Linked DNA regions of Homo sapiens: region 2 is linked to region 1. The links are chromatin contacts, found by Hi-C or POLR2A ChIA-PET in ENCODE. All regions are on one chromosome and are shown on one strand. The core of a region is the stretch at or near the end of the contact, and the rest is flanking DNA. Distances in the headings are between cores, read along the strand shown.

Evidence for each region. Hi-C counts contacts between places; a loop is a spot of excess contacts on that map. ChIA-PET counts read pairs that join two places held with the same protein, here RNA polymerase II (POLR2A). Pooled maps may share reads with other maps.
Region 2: a loop to region 1 is called in a map of PC-9, with 9 times the contacts of the local background. The contact joins two enhancer-like sites. A Hi-C loop is called at or near these places in 3 of 168 maps with a recorded cell type or tissue (Caco-2, Calu3 and PC-9) and 2 of 50 pooled maps. POLR2A ChIA-PET finds 5 or more read pairs at or near these places in 5 of 52 experiments (A549, AG04450, BJ and 2 more).

The regions. Positions count from the first base shown.
Region 1 is chr1:164,681,350-164,686,580 of GRCh38, reverse strand. All of the region lies in intron 2 of PBX1 (PBX homeobox 1), which reads right to left. Among named protein-coding and RNA genes, the nearest start is that of PBX1-AS1, 91 kb to the left of the region's middle. Within about 2 kb of position 3,085, at least 3 of the 41 ENCODE cell types and tissues checked have a DNase peak (open chromatin) inside an H3K27ac peak, as active enhancers do; they include PC-9, where a contact is called at or near this core.
Region 2 is chr1:164,765,112-164,770,342 of GRCh38, reverse strand. The region is part of intron 2 of PBX1 (PBX homeobox 1); the gene reads right to left. It overlaps PBX1-AS1 (PBX1 antisense RNA 1), which reads left to right. Exons shown (of 4, transcript NR_038072.1): 2 at 1-16; 3 at 227-484; 4 at 987-1,227. Among named protein-coding and RNA genes, the nearest start is that of PBX1-AS1, 6.9 kb to the left of the region's middle. Within about 2 kb of position 2,873, at least 4 of the 41 ENCODE cell types and tissues checked have a DNase peak (open chromatin) inside an H3K27ac peak, as active enhancers do; they include PC-9, where a contact is called at or near this core.

The sequences.
Region 1 (5,231 bases), core at 1,836-4,335:
TCCCCATTCTATCATCCAACCTCTCCTTTCTACCTTCTGATACCTTAAAGTGCCTTTCCTCCTGACCATTCTGGGGCTGCTGCCAAGGTAAGTTCTTATGACCCATTTGTTCCTGATGCCACCTCTGCTGCATCTGTCCTTGTTTTCACTCTGTTTGATTCCCATCAAATGGGCCATGGAAGTTTCCCAAGAAGCCACACCAAATAAAAATGACAGGTTTGGCAACAACAGAGAAACCTGGTAAAATGTTGATATTTGACACAGCAGAGAAACTGGGAAATGGGTGAACAGTTTAGTCACAGATCAAAAACCACATACTCACAGGTTCCAGGTGACCGAACACTTTCATCTGAAAAGAGTACAGTGGTAATCACCATAATAATAAGGAACATCATTTAGTGAGCACCTACTGGGTGTTAGGCCTTTACACATATCCCCTCATCTAATCCTTGTAAGTTCCCCGCCCTGTAGGTAGCTCTCCCCTTAATAGATGAATAAATGGAGGGCTGGAGAAATTCAGCAGCATTGATTGCCAATGTCATCAATAGTAAATATCTGAAGGAGGATTCAAACTCAGGTCTAACTCCAAGGCCCAGACTCTTCCCCTGGGTGGTGCTGCACTTTGTAACACTCACCACGGGGGAACAGGCACCTAATGTTCTCCAGCAGAAGCTGCAAGAAAACCATGGTCTGAGGTTTTCTCCAACAGATCCTGAACTCTCACTGCCAGGAGGGCGGCCTGTGTGTATAGAATGCACTTAGCCTTTGGAGTCATACAGTCTGAGTTCCTGTCCAGGCTTTTTCTCTCACTAGCTGTGTGACTTTGGAATTAACTTAATTCTCACTTTTCCCTTCTGAAAAAGGGGAAATGCCTACCCTCTGTTTCAATAATTGAGAACTGCTGTAATAATTGTAAAAATGTGTATAAAAGTCCTAACACTGTTGCTTGTACAGGGAGGCTTCCAGTGAATACTAACTTCCCTTTTGTCTCTGGACCCTCTTCCCTTTGCAGGGGAAACAAATACTCTCACATTATTTCATGGCTGTAAGAGGTGGGAAGGGGGACCGAGTGGAGCAGAAATCTGGCTCAGATGTTCACTGGGAGGAAGTGGACTCTGCATTTCTTCCACCACAGGAAGCATGAAGGTGTTACTAATTTGTTGAAGTAAACTTGTCTGGGACATTTTGATAAGCTGCTGCTATGCTATTTTTGTGGGCTAAAAAGTACATTTTTCATATAAATAGAACTAAAAATAACAACAACTGTAATAATGCAAAGAGATACCAAAAAAGCCATTTCCACCTCATAGGAATGAATAGCCATGACAGCAAGAAACCTTCAAAAAGCAGGCTGTTGCAAGGTGTGAATAAAACACTGGTGGAATCTGCCAGTGATGCTTTTGTATGACTTAGACATCTCCTAAAAGACAGGACTAGAACCCTGGATTCAGAAAACGAGGCCCGCGTCTTGGTCAGATCAAGAAACATCCTGTGTCCTTGAGGAAGTCATTAACCTCTCTGAGACTTACTTTCCCAATCAGTAATTGGTTCTTGTAATTTATGTCTAATTCCTAAGGTTGTGGTGAGGATTACGTGAGGTAACATATCTATAAGTGAATTTTCTTTTGCTTCTTGCTGAAGTTCCACACACAAGACTAAGTAGTTCTTAACCATAAAACGTTATATAAGGTTTATTTACTTTCAGTATTATGGAAATGAGTGCAAGCAAAATAGGATTATATTCTGTAAATATATCGGGAGGGGAACAAAGAAGTGCTATCGTCAAACACAGTGCCCCAGATCTTTTTGCCAATACAAGGTGACATAAGGACTCTGTCTCAGGAACCTCATGGGAAAAGCACTCCCTTCCTTTTTAAGTGATTTCTGAAAGCAGAGGGTGATAATTCTCTTTTCATATTTATTATCCTCAGGAAGTAACTTCTTCATGTATCTTGATGCTCAGAGAGGTCATTTGGGTCTATGAATCTAGAACACTCAGAGAAATATCTAAATACAGTCTTTTCAGTGAAAGGACTGGTCAAAGAAGAATCCTGGTCTGCCTCAAATACCTGAGATCCCTATTTTCAGTGTATTATGGCATCTAAAATTTTTAAAGCATTTTTTTAAGCCTGCTTCTCAAAACTTAGGGAAAGCAGTAAAGCATAGATTGCCTTTTATCTCCCTCAGTTTTTCAGAATTCATAATGCATAAGAGAGGTCAAAGAATAAAGACTTCTTTTATTTCTACAATGCTTTCACAAAGTGTCCAGAAACAGGGAAAACATGATGATAATGTTACCTGCCAGAGATAGGTAAGATCTATCTACAGATATACCTACAAAATGCAAACAAGACCCTTGAGCTTAAGGAATTCACAAGGATATTCATAAGGCTGCTTTAAAGGTAAGCATAGCTGTTAGATATTCTGTACATAAACAGGAAAGAAATCTTTAGAATAATTACAGGCTGGGCGCAGTGGCTCATGCTTGTAATCCCAGTATTTGGGAAGGCCAATGCAGGAGGATCATTTGAGGCTAGGAGTTCAAGACCAGCCTGAGCAACATACTGAGACCCCTTCATCTCTATGAAAATCTAAAAAATACATAAAATTAGCCTGGTGTGTTGGCACATGCCTATATTCCCAGCTACTCAGGAGGATTGCTGGTGCCCAGGAGTTAGAGGCTGAAGTGAACTATGATCACGCCACTCCACTCCAGCCTGGGTGATAAGAGTGAAATCCTGTCTCAAAAACAAAACAAAACAAAACAAAACAAACAAAATCCAATAAATCTTAAAGTGATCCCTCATCAATACTGAAAAAAAAAAAAAAAGACTTCACACAACACAAGCACATCTCAAAAGCAAAATTTGACAGTAAGTTTCTGGACCATGTTCAGCAGTCAGTCCTTAACTAGTTTATTCTAAGATGGGTCCGCATTAAAAGTGAGAGTGTGTATGTGTTTTGGAAGGTGGGGTGGTAGTTCCTGACACATTAACAAGGTGATACAGAAGAAAGACTTAGATTCCATTCAGATGATCTGGTTTTGAAAACCAGTTCTACCACCACCCAAGTAATCTTAGGCAAGGCACTTAACCTCCTGGAGCCTCAGTTGTCATACATAGGAAGATTAATGACATGTACCTGGCTTATCTCCTTTGTTGCGTAAGTCAAGATAATAAAAGTGAAAGAATATGGCCTGTTAGAAGAATCGCTGGGCTTGAAATCAGAGAGTCCGGGTCAAAGTCTTATTTTAGACACTTTCTAATGACCTTAGGCAAATTCCTTGCAATTTTGGGTTTCTTCTTCTGTAAAATGGGGCTATTTCTTCTGTCTCAGGACATACCACTTGGGATCAAATGAAAACACCTGATATGAAATAAGGAAAGCTATACACCACCACACAAATCTGAATGCTATTGACTGATACAGGGCCATGCAAATACAGGATGTTACTGTTATCTGCTTACTAATACATATCAGCAGCTTTGAGTTTTCAACCAAAATTTGATGATGGTTGTAGAATCACCACTCTCTTGGAGGCTTTCTTTCCCTCCATCCTCTGCGTCAAGACATGCTTAGTAAATAGCTTTCCACATCAAAAAACTCACAGCCTGGGTTCTGAGCAGTACTCGCCTATGGGAAAATAAGCAGAATGAAAGAAAAGGGCCTGACAACTCTAAGAGCTGCTCTGCCCTTGCAAGGATCCCATCTGCAAGGAAGGGAGGTATGAGGGGAGCAAAGGAAGAACTCCTTCCGTCGGCACAAGTTGTTTCCCAGGGACGAACTCTGATCCATGACGGGACTCTGCAATGGCAGCAGCCACAGGTTTTATGTCCCCGAGCACAGTGGCCTGATTACTCAGTTACCAATTCCATCAGCAGCCTGAGGAATGAGGTTGCTATTTAACAGTAGAAGAAAAATAAAGGTAGAACCTAAGGCCTGGTGATCCTTAGGGCACATAATTAGTTTCTCTTTTTTTTTTTTAAGTTGAAAGTATCCAGTTTATGGGTACAGTTAAGAGTTAATAAAAACAGCAACTATTAAATGACTAAAAGACATCATTCCTAAAATAAAAGCTCCTTGAGGTCAGGAGGTTTGGTTTTGTTTTCCTTATTTTGTTTACTGATGTATTCCAAGAACAAAGAACAGTGCTGGCATTCAGTAGATGCTCAATAAGCATTTACTCAGCAGACGGATGGATGAGCTGATGAACAGGTTCTTCCCGTGGGTTCTGGAAGAGCTGTACCAAAACCAGGCTTTTTTCGAAATACCTGCAAAAAAAAGTGGATGATTCCAAATCCAACTGAAGTGTCTGCTCTCTCTCCAATTCAGAACAACCAGAAGGGCCTGTCTGAATTAGTAATGCATTAAAGAAAAGTAGGATTATTATATTCCAATTCTTTCCATCAGATGTAAAACATTATTGGTAGATCACATCTGTTTTAATAAATCTGTAAGAAAGACGTGTAATTATAATTATGTTACCATTGTATGTAAATGGCATTTTAACAAGACATATTAATACATTTTTATAGAGTACTTACAGCATACACTACAGAAATACTTAAAGGTGCTATTTTGATTGCTTGGATTCTTAAACGTTCCCTCTGAAGTCTTTACATATTAGTGTATTTAATGTTTCTTCATTTCCGGGTAAATATTTTTACCAGTTAAGACAAAGGCAAATTTGAGTTCCCGGGACCAAATATCAAAACATTGAGGACAAAAGGGTTTAATTTTTTTTTAACTTTTGTTTTAGGTTCAGGGGTGCATGTGTAGGTTTGTTATACAGGTAAATTACATGTCATGGGGGATGGGTGTATGAATTATTTTGTCAACCAGGTAATAAGCATAGTACCTCATAGGTAGTTTTTCAGTCCTCACTCCTCTTCCACGCTCCACTCTAAAGTAGGCCCCAGTGTCTAGGGTTTAAACTAATGAATGTTTTTACAATTGAGTTTTCATTTACTTTCTATGTTCTGGCTTCAACAGGTTACTGAAGCTGAGTCTCTCTCCTCACAGGCATCTAGGCCTGACAATCAGCTGTGATGATGTATCTTTGAACAGTTGTATCTCTAAGAGGAGGCTATAATTAACCTTGAAATTAATATCTTAATATATCAAAAGTCAATTGATTTATTTTAAATGCTTAGTTTTTCAACTCATTTTTCATTTACTTTCTAGTGTTCATTCCCTATGATTAAAAATACATATGAATATGTATATACAGG
Region 2 (5,231 bases), core at 1,624-4,123, 84 kb before region 1:
GAGCCCTAGTTTTCAAGTGAGAGATGTCCTTGGTCTGCCACTCTTGATCTTTGTAATCTTGGGAAAGTCACTCAACTTTATCTATAAAGAGCAGAGATGGGTCTGGGAGGGCTAAGACACGGACCTGGAAAACAAGCATTCTCTAAAAAGGCAGAGATAGTCAGATAGCCTTTGAATATCAATTTAGACTTCTTTATTTTGATAGTATTTTATACCTTCCCAACAGCTTTCATTTTATCTCACCTACATTGTCTATGCTGACCCACACATCAAGCTTCAGAAGTAGATCCTGGATGCCTATTTTTTAGGAAAATAAGTTCAAAGTTACAGCTTACGCAAGTGCAGTTCTTCAATGTCCATGCTCTTTGCACTACCCTGGGCTTACACCAGGAATTCAGATAAGCATGGACTGTCTGCTTATGTGCAGGGATGTACTGGTCTCAAGTCAGTTACCATCTGAAAGCTAAAAAAAGGGAGTCAAAAGGTAGGTAACTGGAATAGGTGCAGGCAAGCAGAGAGAAAGTGTGGGAATCAACATGAGCACTGACTTTTTTTATAGACCAAAATGGAGTAAGGGCATGAGGGCAAGTGACTGGAACCAAGTTCCTTTTAGTACTATAGAGTTTCATCACTTATATATAAGTTATTCATAAATGATTTGGTGCCACAGTAATAAAAGTTGGCTCAAGGTCCACATTTGCCATGCTCCCTAGATTTCCAACTCCAACTCAATCTTCCTGGTTATGATGGTGTCATTCCCATTTGTACAGCACACACAAGACCTCATCTGGTCCTTACAACAGCCTTAGGAGAGGACTGGTTCTACCGGGCCCATTTAATAAATGTCAAAGTGAGACTTCATCATGTGAAGGGCAGAAAAGAGTGCATGTCTCAGGGGCCTTCATTAGGGGCAAGGTGCTTTCCCCACTTTATGTATAGCATCTTCTGGACCTAAGTCTTCTCTTGTGTCACACTTTACCCTGCAGGACCACAAAGATGAAGCCACTTCTGACACCAAAGGAAATGTGTCTTCTGCTCACCTTTGTAGGGGCCAGGAAAGAAAATGTACCCCAAGTACAGATCCATAATTTGGGGCCAGAGTCTCATTTGACCCCTGTGAGATTCTTCATGATCCACTCTAAAGCTTTAAGCCACCAAATTCGATGTATTTATAAGGGAGTCAAACCACATCACATGTGCAAGTTCAAAGAATCTGATGTTCGAATCAATTTGAATGGCTGGCCTGCCTTCCTTCTTTCCTTCTTTCCTCTTTTTTTTTTTTCTTTTTGAGACAGAGTCTCACCCTGTTGCCCAGGCTGGAGTGCAGTGGTGTGATCTCAGCTCACTGCAACCTCCGCCTCCTGGGTTCAACCAATTCTCATGCCTAAGCCTCTAGAGTAGCTGGGGGATTACAGGCGTGTGCCACCACACCCAGTTAATTTCTGTATTTTTAGTAGAAACAGATTTCACCATATCGCCCAGGCTGGGCTTGAACTACTGGCCTCAAGTGATCTGCCTGCCTCAGCCTCCCAAAGGGCTGGGATTACAGGCGTGATGAATGGATTTCTTAATGAGAGTTTTCTTATCTCACACAAGTAGGTTGACAACATTCCAGGTCCATGGTGGGGAGATGAGGCAGAGTGGATTGGGTACACTGGGTAGAAAGAGATGATATGCTTCTCTGTCAATTATTGTCTTCTTCCGCTACACTCAGCACAAGGCAACTGTTCTTGCTGGCTGGAACCATTCTATCGGGAACCACTGGGTTTCACACAATGGAAAGCCGTTGCAATCTATAAATCCAAGTCACATTTCCGAAACATTTAAGGGAGCAAAAGCAAAGTTATAAAGCAGTGCTCAGCCTCCATGAGGACCCAGAGAATGTTAATAGTAGGGTCTCCCCTCTTGATGATTGGGTTCCTGCAAGGTTGAGGGGCTGGATTGCTTTGCAGGCCCTGTGCCCCTCTGTGTCCTGGGCTTCTTGTGTTGGAATTCAGAACAGGATGGGTAGTCTGGTGTGTGGGAAGAATACAAGCTTGGACTTAGAATTCAAGCCTTAAGTCCCAAGCTAGCACTTATTGTCTGGGAGGCCTTGGATGACATCTCAGAGCTTGTTTCCTCAACTGTAAAATAAAGCCGGCTGTACTTGCTGTCTGCAGTTTTGCTGAGCCCCTAGCACATGGCTGGTGTGAAATCAATGTTAGGTTTTTTTTACTCCCTTTTCATGTCCCTTCAGATAATATGATTCGAAAGAGTACTATATTTTGGCTTAGCCTCTCTCTGAATGAGAAAAGTTGTTTTCGTTAAGTAGGCACATCTACTGATGTGGAAAAAAAAAAAGTATATATGGAAAGACCAAAAAATATCCTCCCTTTTCAGAAGATGTAGAGTTAAACCACATTCTGGTTCAACAACATGAGTCCTTCATTTGAAATCTTGTTCTATTTAAATACCCTGTGGTTTTTAGTTGCAATTTCATGTTTTGCTTAATTGTCCAGAGTGGCAGATGTGATTTTTGTGTAAATTTCTATCCCATCTGTTTTTCTGTGCCAGAAATATATGTGGAAGGTACTGGGACCTCTACATAAGAATGAGCCTTATCTACACTTATAATAATAAACTTATAAACTTGAAAATGAACCAAATCTGAGTTGGCAGTGAGTACAGAAAGCCTTTTTTTTTTTTCTTTTTTTGATGTTTGTACTACCTCCCACTTTTACATCCTCCCCTTTGCTCCAAATCAGAATTCTTTGGGGATGACTTATCAAGAGATATTTTTCCTTGTGCAACTGAGAGTTAACACGTTCCTGGTACTTAGGAGTAGAGTGCAGTTGGACGCAGAAAGCCATATCCAATCCATATCCTGTCCACTCCTCCTCTCCGGGCCCCGCACATGTATATGCCTCCAGCGCACTCTCTGATAAAATTTCTAGGATAAAAAGGTATTCCTTGTATTCTAAACCAAAGCACTGGCTTTGTGAGCATGAGACCTGTGTGGAACCCCAGGGCCCCTCATGCAGAAGGACCCCGTGTTTGGTTTCATGCTCTGATGACGCCATCTTGAAATACTTAATTTTTGAATGAAGAGTTGACATTTTCCTTTTGTACTGGGACCCACAAATTATATAGTCTGCCCTGCCTCAGAATGTATTGTTTGTATTAAGAACTATTTTGTAAAGAGTGAACAGACATAATTAAAACAGAATAAGCAGGTCACAGTTAAGGCATATTCTCTTTTGCAATAGGTCCAAATGGACCTTGGAATCTAGCTTTATGACACTTCCTGAAAATGTGTTATAGGTTGCAAAGAAAAAAAAAACAGGATAAAAGCTCACACCTGTAATCCCAGCACTTTGGGAGGCTGAGGCGGGCGGATCACGAGGTCGGGAGTTCGAGACCAGCCTGACCAACATCGTGAAACCCCGTCTCTACCAAAAATACAAAAAGATTAGCTGGATATGGTGGTGCGTGCCTGTAATCCCAGCTACTCAAGGAGGCTGAGGCAGGAGAATCGCTTGAACCCGGGAGGCAAAGGTTGCAGTGATCACACTACTGCATTCCAGGCTGGGTGACAGAGCCAGACTCTGTCTCAAAAAAAAAAAAATAAATAAATAAATAAATAAAAGAAAAGGAAAGAAAAGAAAATTTCTGGAATACAACCCATTTGTAAACTGGAAGCCATTGATAAGGAATATAAAACTCTAGAAAAAGCCTTTATTTTTTATCCAAACTTGGAATCAGAGGGCGTGGGATAAGGCCAAGTCTCTGCTTCTCACTAGCTGTGTGACCATGAGCAAGTGTCCTGCTGCTTCTCTCTCAGCATGAGAGTCTTTTATTTATTTCCTCAGGAGCCCTTCCTAGGGCACAATATGTGTAAGGGATGGTACTTGATTGGTGTTCCTCATAGGTAAAGCAGGGGTGATGATGATTAATAACAATAATAATGGAAGTGAGAGAAAATAGAAATAAGAAAATAAAGTGCTCTGGAAACTGTAAAGTGCCAGGCAGATGTTACTCTTCTTAAATCTGTAATGATGACACTTTATGTTTCTACAATCACTGCTCAGTCCAGCTGTTTCTCTCAAGTCTTCCTTCCAGCCTTCCATGCAGCCACATTTAAACTGTCCTTCTAGATTCCCTTCACCCTAGCATATACTAATCTCCCCCTTCTCAGCTTCTGGATTTTGTGCTTGAATGATGTCATACAGTTATTCAGTTTCTGTTGTCACCCAAGTCACAAATTTATTAAATATCATCATGGCCATCAGCTGCTGCATGTACTGCTTTTCTGATTGCCAAATGAGAGTTACCCATCCAAGGGCAGGGACCATATTTTACCCTTCTTTTTTCCCCCAACGGCATTTAGAACTTTGCTAGGGGCATGGTACATGTTCATAAATATTTTTTAATTTATTCAAACAAGGTTAGCAGAGTCAGTGAGGATAGTGCATAAAGCCACCAGCTATGATTTCACATAACAGTATTTTAAGGGGCATTTCACACCCTGACAGAATGAGAGTATCTGACTCACAGTGACACAAGTTTCCATGGTACCCTGGAAACTGGATGGTTTTATAATGAGACAGACCTAAGTTAAATTCCAACTCCTCTGCCTCTTGTTAGCTGTCTGACTCTGGGAGAGTCAGTTCACTTCTCAAAGCCTCAGTTGTTTCTTCATCTGTAAACTGGGGAGAACCACATTTATCTCACAGGATTGCCATCAGGTTTAAATGAGTTAACATGTGTAAAGCAATTAGACTAAAGCTGGGCACACAGAAGGCATCCAGTAAGTGTTAGCTGCCTTCTCTCCTGTGTTTACTAGGTGAAAGTCATTTTGAACAGCTGTTTGCTTTTTCCTGCCTTAAATCTGGCACCAGAAGGGAGCCATTATCGGGAGCCAATCATCTTCATTGATGAAGCCAAGTTCCCTCTTCCTGTTCCAAGTTTCCAAAACAAATGAGAATAGAAATTATTCTGTGTTCTTCAATCAGTAAAATACATTGATGCCCACTCCACTGCACATGTACATGTGCACAATCTCACACATACATGTTATCGCACATATACCAGAAGCAATTTGTTTTTAAAGATAACACTGACTCTTGCTGGGCAGAGACAAAAATCATGGAAGTAGGTAGGGCTACATGTACATCTTTATACTGCTTGCTCTTTTTTGTCAAGACATCACCTCTATATGTTTCTAAAACTGAGGGTTAAATCACTGTCTGTAA